Linked DNA regions of Mus musculus: region 1 is linked to region 2. A link is a loop called in an ENCODE intact Hi-C map of the cell type or tissue named here. Cell type or tissue: heart. All regions are shown on one strand. Each heading gives the region's core, and the rest is flanking DNA. Links, peaks and the distances in the headings are about the cores only.

Region 1 (4,384 bases), core at 144-4,143, 94 kb before region 2:
AAATCTCTACATTAAAAAAAAGAAAGGGATGGGTAGAGGTGGGGGGGGGAGGGAAGGGAAGCTGGGTGAGTCTAATTGCTGAGTTACTGAGGGGTTTCTGTGGTGCATTTGTTCTGTGAGGTCTGATCCCATCTCTCCTCACTCTCGTGCTCCTGATGAAGTATCATGTTTCGTAGGGGTTCTGTTGCTGAGATAAAACATCGACCAAAGGGGAGGGAAGGGTTGAAAAGCTCACAACTCCATCATGCCTCATTGCTGAGGGAGGTCGGGCAGGAACCCAAGGCAGGAACCTGCAGGCAGGAACTGAAGCAGACAGACGCTGGAGCAGAGGGCCTCGTAGGGCTCCAGTCTCTTACGGCTTGGTCCTCCTGGCTGGCTCAGCCTGCTTTCCTATACACTCCTGCCCAGGGCTGGCCCCACCCTCACCCTCAATGGGCTGAGCCCTTACACATCATTAATCAAAACAATTCCCCACAGGCTTGCCTACAGTCGGGTCTGATGGAAGCGGTTTCTAAGTTGAGGCTCCTCCCCTCTTCCCTAATGTCTGGAGCTTGTGTCAAGTTGATACAAAAGTAGCCAGCACAATTTATCACTGTGCATCATGTCTCATTTGGGTAGGGGGAGGTGTTGAGTCTCAGTCCGGAGTCTCTGGTTGAAGATCCCGCCCCCACGCCCTGGAGCGGGCTTTTCAAAGGTTAAAACTTGACTTTGCTGGTTAAGTGGTAATTTCTCAGGAAGACATTCCAGCCCCTGTTCTGTTTTCCTGCGTGTGTACTCTTGACCTAAATCACACTCCTCCATCCTCCCTGGCTCTCCACAAGCCGTCTCCCCTGTGCGTCACTTGCTTTGCAGAACTCTGGAGTAGCCTTGGGTTTTAATGATAAGAATCAAGGGGAAATGAAGCCTTCCATTCCTCCCTTTCAGAAGCAGACCTTTATAAAAACAGCAAGTAAAACATAATCGATTCTGCTACCTCATCGTGCAAGGGAACTCTTTATAAAAGAGACACGTTCCTGCCTTGGCAGAAAAACAGCAGCTCTGTCCAGAGACTCCAGCAGCTTCTGGTGCTGGCCTTCCTGGGGGTGGGGGTGGGGGTGGGAGCACTCACTACTCTCAGGGTGGCACTGTGCAGGAGCATCCCCTAGCCATGTCTTGTTCTGCATCTGCCAGGCTACCAGAGACGCCTCCACCCAGAAGGAGTGGGCAGAGACGGACATCGCAGGTTTCCTATGGCTGTCCAGTGTGGCGTTCCCTGTGCTCGGTGTAAAGTGCTTTTAGGTTTGGTGTCAGGGGAAGGAGTAGGAGTGCAATCCTCTTCCAGGAACTAGAGTTCTATTTGAATGCAAGAAGTAGAATTCTGAGGGCTCATGAGGTGGCTCAGCGGGTAAAAGTGGTTCCTGACTCAACACAAACCTGACGACCTGCAGTTGGTGCCTGGCTCCTAGGTATACACACACACACACACACACACACACACACACACACGATCACAGAGATACAACAATAATAAATAATATAATTTTTACTGACATTGTATCAAGCTGCATAAATTTAATAGCTTAAAGAATATAAATTTATTTTGTGCAAAAAAAAAACTTTCAAAAGAGAGAAAGAATTTTGACTTAGTACCTACCACCCCTATATGCAAGGATCCTCAGGACTGGAGTGAAACTGTTTAAAGCTGCTCTTGCTGAGGACCAGGGTTCAATTCCCAGCACCCACCTGTGGCTCACAACAGTCTGTAACTCAAGATCCAGAGGATCTAGCGCCCTCTTCTGGCCTCTGGTGGTATCGCATGCAGGTGGTACATAGCTATACATGCAGGCAAAACACCAATACACATAAAAACGAAATTAAATAAAAAATAATCTTTAGGGAGTCTGCTTTGAAGGAAAGGGCCCAGGCTGAGATGCTATCATCTAGAACAACCAGGTGAGAAATTCCTGTGGTGTTCATAGCAGAGCCCCAGTATCCCATTAAGAGCCAAGCAGATCTGTCTAACAGACTGACATTTAGGGCGAAGACTGTAATCCTGGCTCATCCTTGACAGAACCCCAAGAGGAAATTGACCATGAGACTGCAGGCCAGTAGGTTTTCATGATGTTGACATTCTCATGACGTCATCAGAAAGCCAAGGTGATGGTAATTTTGGACGGAGAGCTTTCACTTTGGAAATGCCATATTCTCAGGTATTCAGAAGAATGAGTCGCCTGTGTCTCGAGCGCAGGGCTTTGGGCCTTTATTGCCTTCTGAAATCTCATGTAGGCTTTTGGTAAATGCTACTGCCTCCCTTTCATGAAATCGGAGATGCAGACTTAATTCCACTTGGTTGTAGTCCGAGCCACTGGGCCTTTAGACTCTTCCCAGGTAGGTCTGGGAAAAGAGCGGCAGGTGTGCCCGTTCTGAGGTTGATTTCAGTCTAGGCTCGTTATGGAGTTGAGTTCATTTTTTTCCTTGCTTAAGAGGGATGCTGAAAGTTGGCTATATGTCAGACTCCCCCCCGGGGGTTGGAAGAGGAGAGCCTGGGGTAAAGACTCCATTAAAACCAAGTTTTCCTGAGCTGAGAACACACATGGTTCCCTTGATCTCACGGATTCATTAAAACTTTAAGAAAAATATTGGAAAAACAGACAGTCCACGGAGTCTCATTTGCACAGTGGGCACAAAGGAAGGGCAAAGGGGAGCCCCTGGCTTTACAGAGCTTTATAGAATAATATTGTCACAGGCTCAGGTCACTTCCTCCTACAAACATGCCCAGAGGCAGGGAAGCATTGCTTAGCTGTGTAAATATTTGCCTGTTCAGCCTGAAACATTGTGGGGGGAGCAGATGAACTGCAGAGATGAAAATATTTGCTTGTCTAGGAGTAGATCTCGCAGCGGGCCGTTCTTGCCCTCCCATGGTGGTCTCTGATGCTTTTCTGTCGGCGGAGCAGTCTTTGGACATTGCTTCTTCGCCTTCTGGAGAGCCCGTGGTCAGCAGGGTGGGTTGCTATCTATAAAATCCAGTCATTGGCAGAATGCAGGAGGAAGGGTTGCTTACAGTGGGACCTCCCCGAGTCTTGCTGTTACCTCATTTTTGCCATGCTGGGTATGATCTGCCTTGAGCCTTGCTGACTGGGGTTATCAGACCCAGGGCATGGAGGCTGCTGTGGTTGAAGCTGCCAGGGAGGGATGGAGAAGATGCCACTGAGTAGGAGAGATGGGCCAGCTACTGAAGGGTCTCGCTGCCAAGACCGACAACCTGAGTTGGACCCCCCAGGACTTTAATGGTGTGAGGCGAGACCTCCAACTCCCATGAGTTGCCTTCCACACACTTGTCATGATACGGGGGACCCCATCTACTTGTTGTAAAACAAATTTGGAAAGAAATAGTTTCAAACAAAGACTATATTGTTGCTTCCCGGAAGCGTTCTTTGCAGGGGCATCTGGATGTGTCTTGCAGATCTCCATGTCTGTGAAAGAAATCTGTGAATTCTCAACCTTCAGCCGACTCACAGCCTCTCTTCGGTTCTGTCCCAACTGTTTATTTCTAACAAATTCCTTGACTGATGCAGCCTATAGAAATGCATCTCCTTTGCCCGTCTCTGATTTCCTTCCGGCTTGGATGGGTGGACGTTCAGCCAAGGGGCACCAGTGGAGAGTCAGGCTTCAGAGAGGGGGAGATCTCTCTGTTGTTAAATCTCGAGTTAAGCCCTGCTTACTCTGGCTGCTGGCTGCAGGAAGCGGTGCTGGGCAGGCGGGCGTCTTGGCAGATGGCCGCCTTGCCTGTGGTTTCCTGGAGGCCTGTGTGGGAGACGATGTTTGTGTATTGGTTTTCATTTATGTGTCGCTCCTATTTTCATCTTCCCGAGGTACCCAGATGCTATGGTGATAGATTGATTGGAAACGACTCATTTGTCAGGGTTCCGTGGGGGACTCAGGTTCCTTGCTCACGTGCAGTGGAGTCTAAAATGTTTAATTAGATGCTGAGGCTTTCTGCATGGGTCCATCTCCGCCAGTCCTCCTAGGATTTAAGTGAGAGAGGAACTGGGGGCCTTTGGGGCTCTGCCTACTCTTCCTTCACCCCTTCATTTTGTCTCAGGGCTGCCATCCTTTCAAAGGCTGCTGTTTGTCTTGTTTCTCCCCCTATCACGGTTACCCTAAAAACTGCCCTCCTGTGGCTGCTGGAATTTGCAGATCTGCTCCGTGTTGCCAAACAGGTCAGACCCAGACCTTTTCAGGATTGACACGCTTGAACTGAGAGATGTTGAGAGGAATGTTAACTGCCTTCTGTTCCTTTCTGGTTCAGCCTTTCCTAGGAACTGACCTCATTCAGCCCCAGGTGTGAAGACAAGGAGGTGCGGTTTCACCCCCACTGTGTAGAGCATGCAGGTTGTATGCAGCC
Region 2 (4,384 bases), core at 108-4,107:
CTTGAGGCCTTTGTGAGCCCAGGGGAGCCTTTGTTCCTTTTCAGTGGGTGAGGGAGGGGCAGAGGAACATCTTCAGGGACTCACCTGGCACAGGCCCCAGCTCCTCCAGGCAAAGGATGGGCCTGCCCAAGGGACCAGGGAGCTGTGGACACTCAGGCAGCCTGGGGTAGGTTGGAGTGTTTTCAGGAAAAAAAGAAAGGTGGGGTCATGACCTCTTTGCACCTTAGCTTCTTCATCTAGAGAGTGGGGTGACATCACAGAGCCCTACGAGGTTAAAAGGAAGTGAGATTTGCACACTTTTTGCTCGTGGAAACATCCTCCCAGATTAACAGGTAACACTGGCTGCTGTGCATAGTGAAAGCTTGAGTCAGACCTGGTAGTGTGGTCCTGGAATCCCAGTGGAGGCTGAAACAGCCGGAGCACAAGTTCAAGGCTAGCCTGGGCAATTTAGCGAGACCCTGTCTCAAAAGAAAGAAAAAAGGCCAGGGCTATAACTCATTTGCCTAGACCCTCAGTTAACTCCCCAGCGTTAGAAATAAAAATTTAAAATACGGTGCGGAAAGCTGCCAAGGGGAGCACCTGGGGTAAGGGGTGGAAACAGGAGCCTTTGCGAGACCTGCATCAGCTTACTGTGTCACCGTGAGAAGGCCTGCCTGGGAGGTGGTGTCACACTTGTTCTGTGCAGGAGGAAACGGGGGGGGAGGGGGGGGACGACAAGAAATCTATCCCAAGTCACAAAGCCATGTACAGATGGTGCCCTTGGCAGGATGCCTCCACACCTGCTTTGTACTGGGCAGTGTGGGGGGCACAGGCATGGAGAAGGGCATTGTTGGTGGGTCCAGAGGCTGCTGACTCTTACACAGGCATCTGCCCACAGCCTCTCCTGCTCAGCCCTGCCCTGCTCTCTCACTCCAGCTAAGCCATGGGAGCTTCTCGGGACAGGGCGAGGGTGGCAGGCCAGGCTAGAGAAGGTTTGGCTTCTCCTTGGGCTAAGCTTCTCCTGCAGCTCGGCACAGGTCCTGGAGCTCCTTGGAGCCCAGCCAGGCGGAACTGCTCCAATGGCCTCCGGCAAGGCTGGGGATGGGAGCCAAAGCCGGTGTTTATTTGGAACGCTTAAATGCACAGTAGCAACTGCCAGGCAGGTGCTGGCCTCTCCCAACCTCAGCTATGAAAACGGAGCAGTGGCCTGGCCTGCTGGGGTCCTCGAGGCAGGGTACAGGTGTGTATTGAGGGGAGCAGCGTGGCCCTTGTCCAGGGCCTGGCTGGCTGTGGGAGACTCACACGTATCCTTACTGGACCCGTTGTCCCCCCTCCCCCACCTTCTTGCAGAGTGGAGAAGCATCTTTGTTTGAAGTGAACATCCGGTATATCGGAGGACTGCTCTCGGCCTTCTACCTGACTGGAGAAGAGGTAAGTTGGTCCTTTGAGGCTCCAGGCTGGACAGGTCTTAGAAAAACTATAGTTCTGCCTCTACTTTCCCATGGCTTCATGGGGGCAGGAAATCAGCCAGAGACCAACCAGGGCCTCGAGTTCTCCCCCCCAACTCCCTGACTCCATGAGGATTCCACATTGCACAGATCTATGGCCCAGGTGAGCACACTTGGGGCCCAGAGCACCTGATGACTTCTGTGAGGTTGGAACCATGTCTGTGCAGAACCAGCCACTTGCAAACTGCCATTCATAGATTTCAGGTCTCATGACCCACAAGGCCAAAGTGCTTCCTCTTACCCCCATGGACATTGGCCTTTTTTTAAAACAAGTGTGGGTTTTTGCTTGTATGTATGTATGTGAACCACATGTGTGTCTAGTACCCAAAGAAACCAGAAGAAGACATTGAATCCCCTGAAACTGTAGTTACAGCTGGCTGTGTTAGGACTGAACCTGGGTCCTCTGGAAGAGCAGTCAGTGCTCTTAACTGCCAAGTCGCAGAGCCCATAGATTGTCATATACTTCACAGCCAACCCTTTCCTTGGCTCCCCTCCTGGGCAGAACTGGCTGTACCCATTCTCAAGGGAGCAGTGGGGCCATGGGGCCGCCCTGCTGGCCATAACCTGTAACTGCAAGCCTTTGAGGGCCAAGAAGTGCCCAGGGTCACCTGCTGATGGCCTTAAACAAGTCCCCTCTTACCACTTTCTTTCGAGTCCTCGGATGGTCATGTTACCTCTTTAGATCAAACAGCCCTTGTGACATGGAACAGGACAGAGTTTGGCCTGGGCTGTCACCTCCAAACGATGTCTTCTCTCTGCCAGAGAATTCTGAATTGAACTGAGATTGGGAGGAACTGGAGCCTCCCCTCTCCCCTCGTGAGCACTTGTCGTTGCACACTCTGAGTATCAGATGGCCAGGTTGGCAGTGTCTCCAGAATATAGGTCATCAGTCAGGCTGTTCCCCGGGATCCAGAGGGCCCCTCTGCCCAGCTCTGCCACCACTTGGAATTAGGAGCCAGGCAGGTAAAGCAGGCAAGCTACAGAGAAATCCTGACCCGCTCTATAACTATGACCCAAGAAAGTCTTCTTCCCTTGCTGTCGTGACTGAAGTTGAGAGCTTAGAGGCAGCAAGCCGCCTCTATCTCCCCAGTCGCTTCAGGCCTCTCTCCATCAAACATAATCTCCTCAGCAGAGATTACTGCTTGTACCAATTTGTCCAAAAAAAATTGTCGATGGGAGCCCTCGGCGTCGAGCCACCCAGAGCTTGAATATCATTTGAAAACCCCAGGACAGGAAAATGACAGAGCGAGCAGGGGGGAAAACGGCAAAGTCACTCATGTGCTTCAGAGGCTCCTGCCCAGCCCCCGCTGGCTGGCGTGGTTGGAGGAGGGATGGATGCAGGGAAGGGGAGCGGAGATGCTTAGGACCAAGAAGCTAGTGGCTCCTGATGACAGCCTCCCAGCTCTCCTTTGACCCTTCTCTGAAGAGTCTGTCTTCCTGAGCCTGTGGCTCCCTGAGTGGCCCACACTTTGACTTCAGGATGTACATCTGGGGCTGTGGCCCAGGGCATTGGTGACTAGAGAGACAGTTCACAGCCAGGCGGTGGTGTCCTTCTGTAATCCCAGCACTCAGGAGGCAAAGGCAGGTAGATCTCTGTGTTAGAGGCTAGCCTGGTCTACAAGGTGAGTTCCAGGACAGCCAGGGCTATACAGAGAAACCCTGTCTCAAAAAAAAAGAAGAAGAAGAAGAAGGAGGAGGAGGAGAAGGGAAGGGAGGAAGGAAGGAAGGAAGGAAGGAAGGAAGGAAGGAAGGAAGGAAGGAAGGAAGGAAGGAAGGAAGGAAGGAGGGAAGAAAAGAGGACTTCATAAAGCTCAGAAGGAAGCCCAAGTAACGAGCATGCTGAGTCTTCCTGTACAGCGAGGTGCAGCACACATCCACGGTCCCCGCTATGTCCAGCCTTCTTCCTTTCTAAATACCGGGTTTTGAGTTCTGTGCACAGCACTGTGAGAGCTGCCTATGTCCCATCAGTGAAAGGAGTACATCACCCACTTACAGATGATGACTCACTGAGGGCTGTGCCAGGCCTCGATCCAGTCCTTTGGCCCTCCAGTCTGTCTCCATCGTCAGTGCCTGCTTCCAGTCACACTAAGCTCAAGCCACACCCAGTGGGCTGCCTGTTGTGGGCATGTCGTAACTTCCTACAACTATGTGCGCCACATCTGCTGGCTGCCACTTTCTTGGCTTCAGAGGAAGTGGCAGAAGAGGACCCTGCTGGTTGGTCACTCCTGCTGAGACTGACTCCCGTCAAGAGTCTGGCATGAGGCCAGAGAGATGTCTTGGAAGTTATGAGAGCACTGGATGCTCTTGTAGAGGACCTGGGTTCAATTCCTAGCACCCATATGGCGGCTCACCAGCCTCTACAGCTCCCCTCCCAGGGATCCTGATGCCCTCTTCTGGCTTTCCTGAGCCCTACATGTATACGGTGTAGAGACATACATACCGGCTAAACAACCTTACACATAGAATAATAAATTTTTTAAAAGATGGCAGGCATAATCAGAGCTGTTCCTGGGGATGCTGGGACAGAGCTTCACAGTTCAGAAGCACATCCGCACAAAAGCTCCCTCTTTCTCAATTTCGGCAAGAACTCTGTGGAGTTGCCATGGCACGTCCACCATTCTACTGGGCAGATGGGGAAACTGAGGCTCAGAGACAGTGCAGGGTTCAACGAAGGTCACACAGCGGCAGAGAGAACATGTTCTGGGCCCTTGGCTCCGTGTGCTTTCTGCCCCTGTAAGATGAAACTCACACCTGTTTCCCTTCTGTTCGGGGACTAGAACCACGAGGCCACTGAGGCCACACCCCTCTGAGGAGAGACTCCTAGGTGTCCTGGTGAAAGCCACAGAACTCTGTAGCCTTGAGCAAGTCATCACGGATGACTTAGCCTTAGTGCGGGC

Evidence for each region. A loop is a pair of places that touch in the nucleus more often than their neighbours do. Peaks named below come from ENCODE experiments on the same cell type or tissue, not always from the same donor. Only the 100,000 strongest peaks of a DNase experiment are listed, where the experiment ranks them.
Region 1: a loop joins it to region 2, with 1.9 times the contacts of the local background. A loop is called at or near these places in 1 of 42 quality-filtered maps.

Annotation. Positions count from the first base shown.
Region 1 is chr4:134,682,515-134,686,898 of GRCm38, reverse strand. All of the region lies in intron 1 of Man1c1 (mannosidase, alpha, class 1C, member 1), which reads left to right. Among named protein-coding and RNA genes, the nearest start is that of Man1c1, 20 kb to the left of the region's middle. In heart, for the core only: a CTCF peak has its summit at 1,777 (motif pointing left); a DNase peak (open chromatin) is centred at 3,725; H3K27ac peaks cover 1,776 bases.
Region 2 is chr4:134,588,382-134,592,765 of GRCm38, reverse strand. It overlaps Man1c1 (mannosidase, alpha, class 1C, member 1), which reads left to right. Exons shown (of 12, transcript NM_207237.3): 4 at 1,330-1,410. It overlaps Gm42326 (a long non-coding RNA gene), which reads right to left and starts at 562. Exons shown (of 3, transcript XR_881492.3): 1 at 85-562. In heart, for the core only: CTCF peaks have their summits at 2,048 and 3,870 (motif pointing left); DNase peaks (open chromatin) are centred at 1,035, 2,165 and 3,571.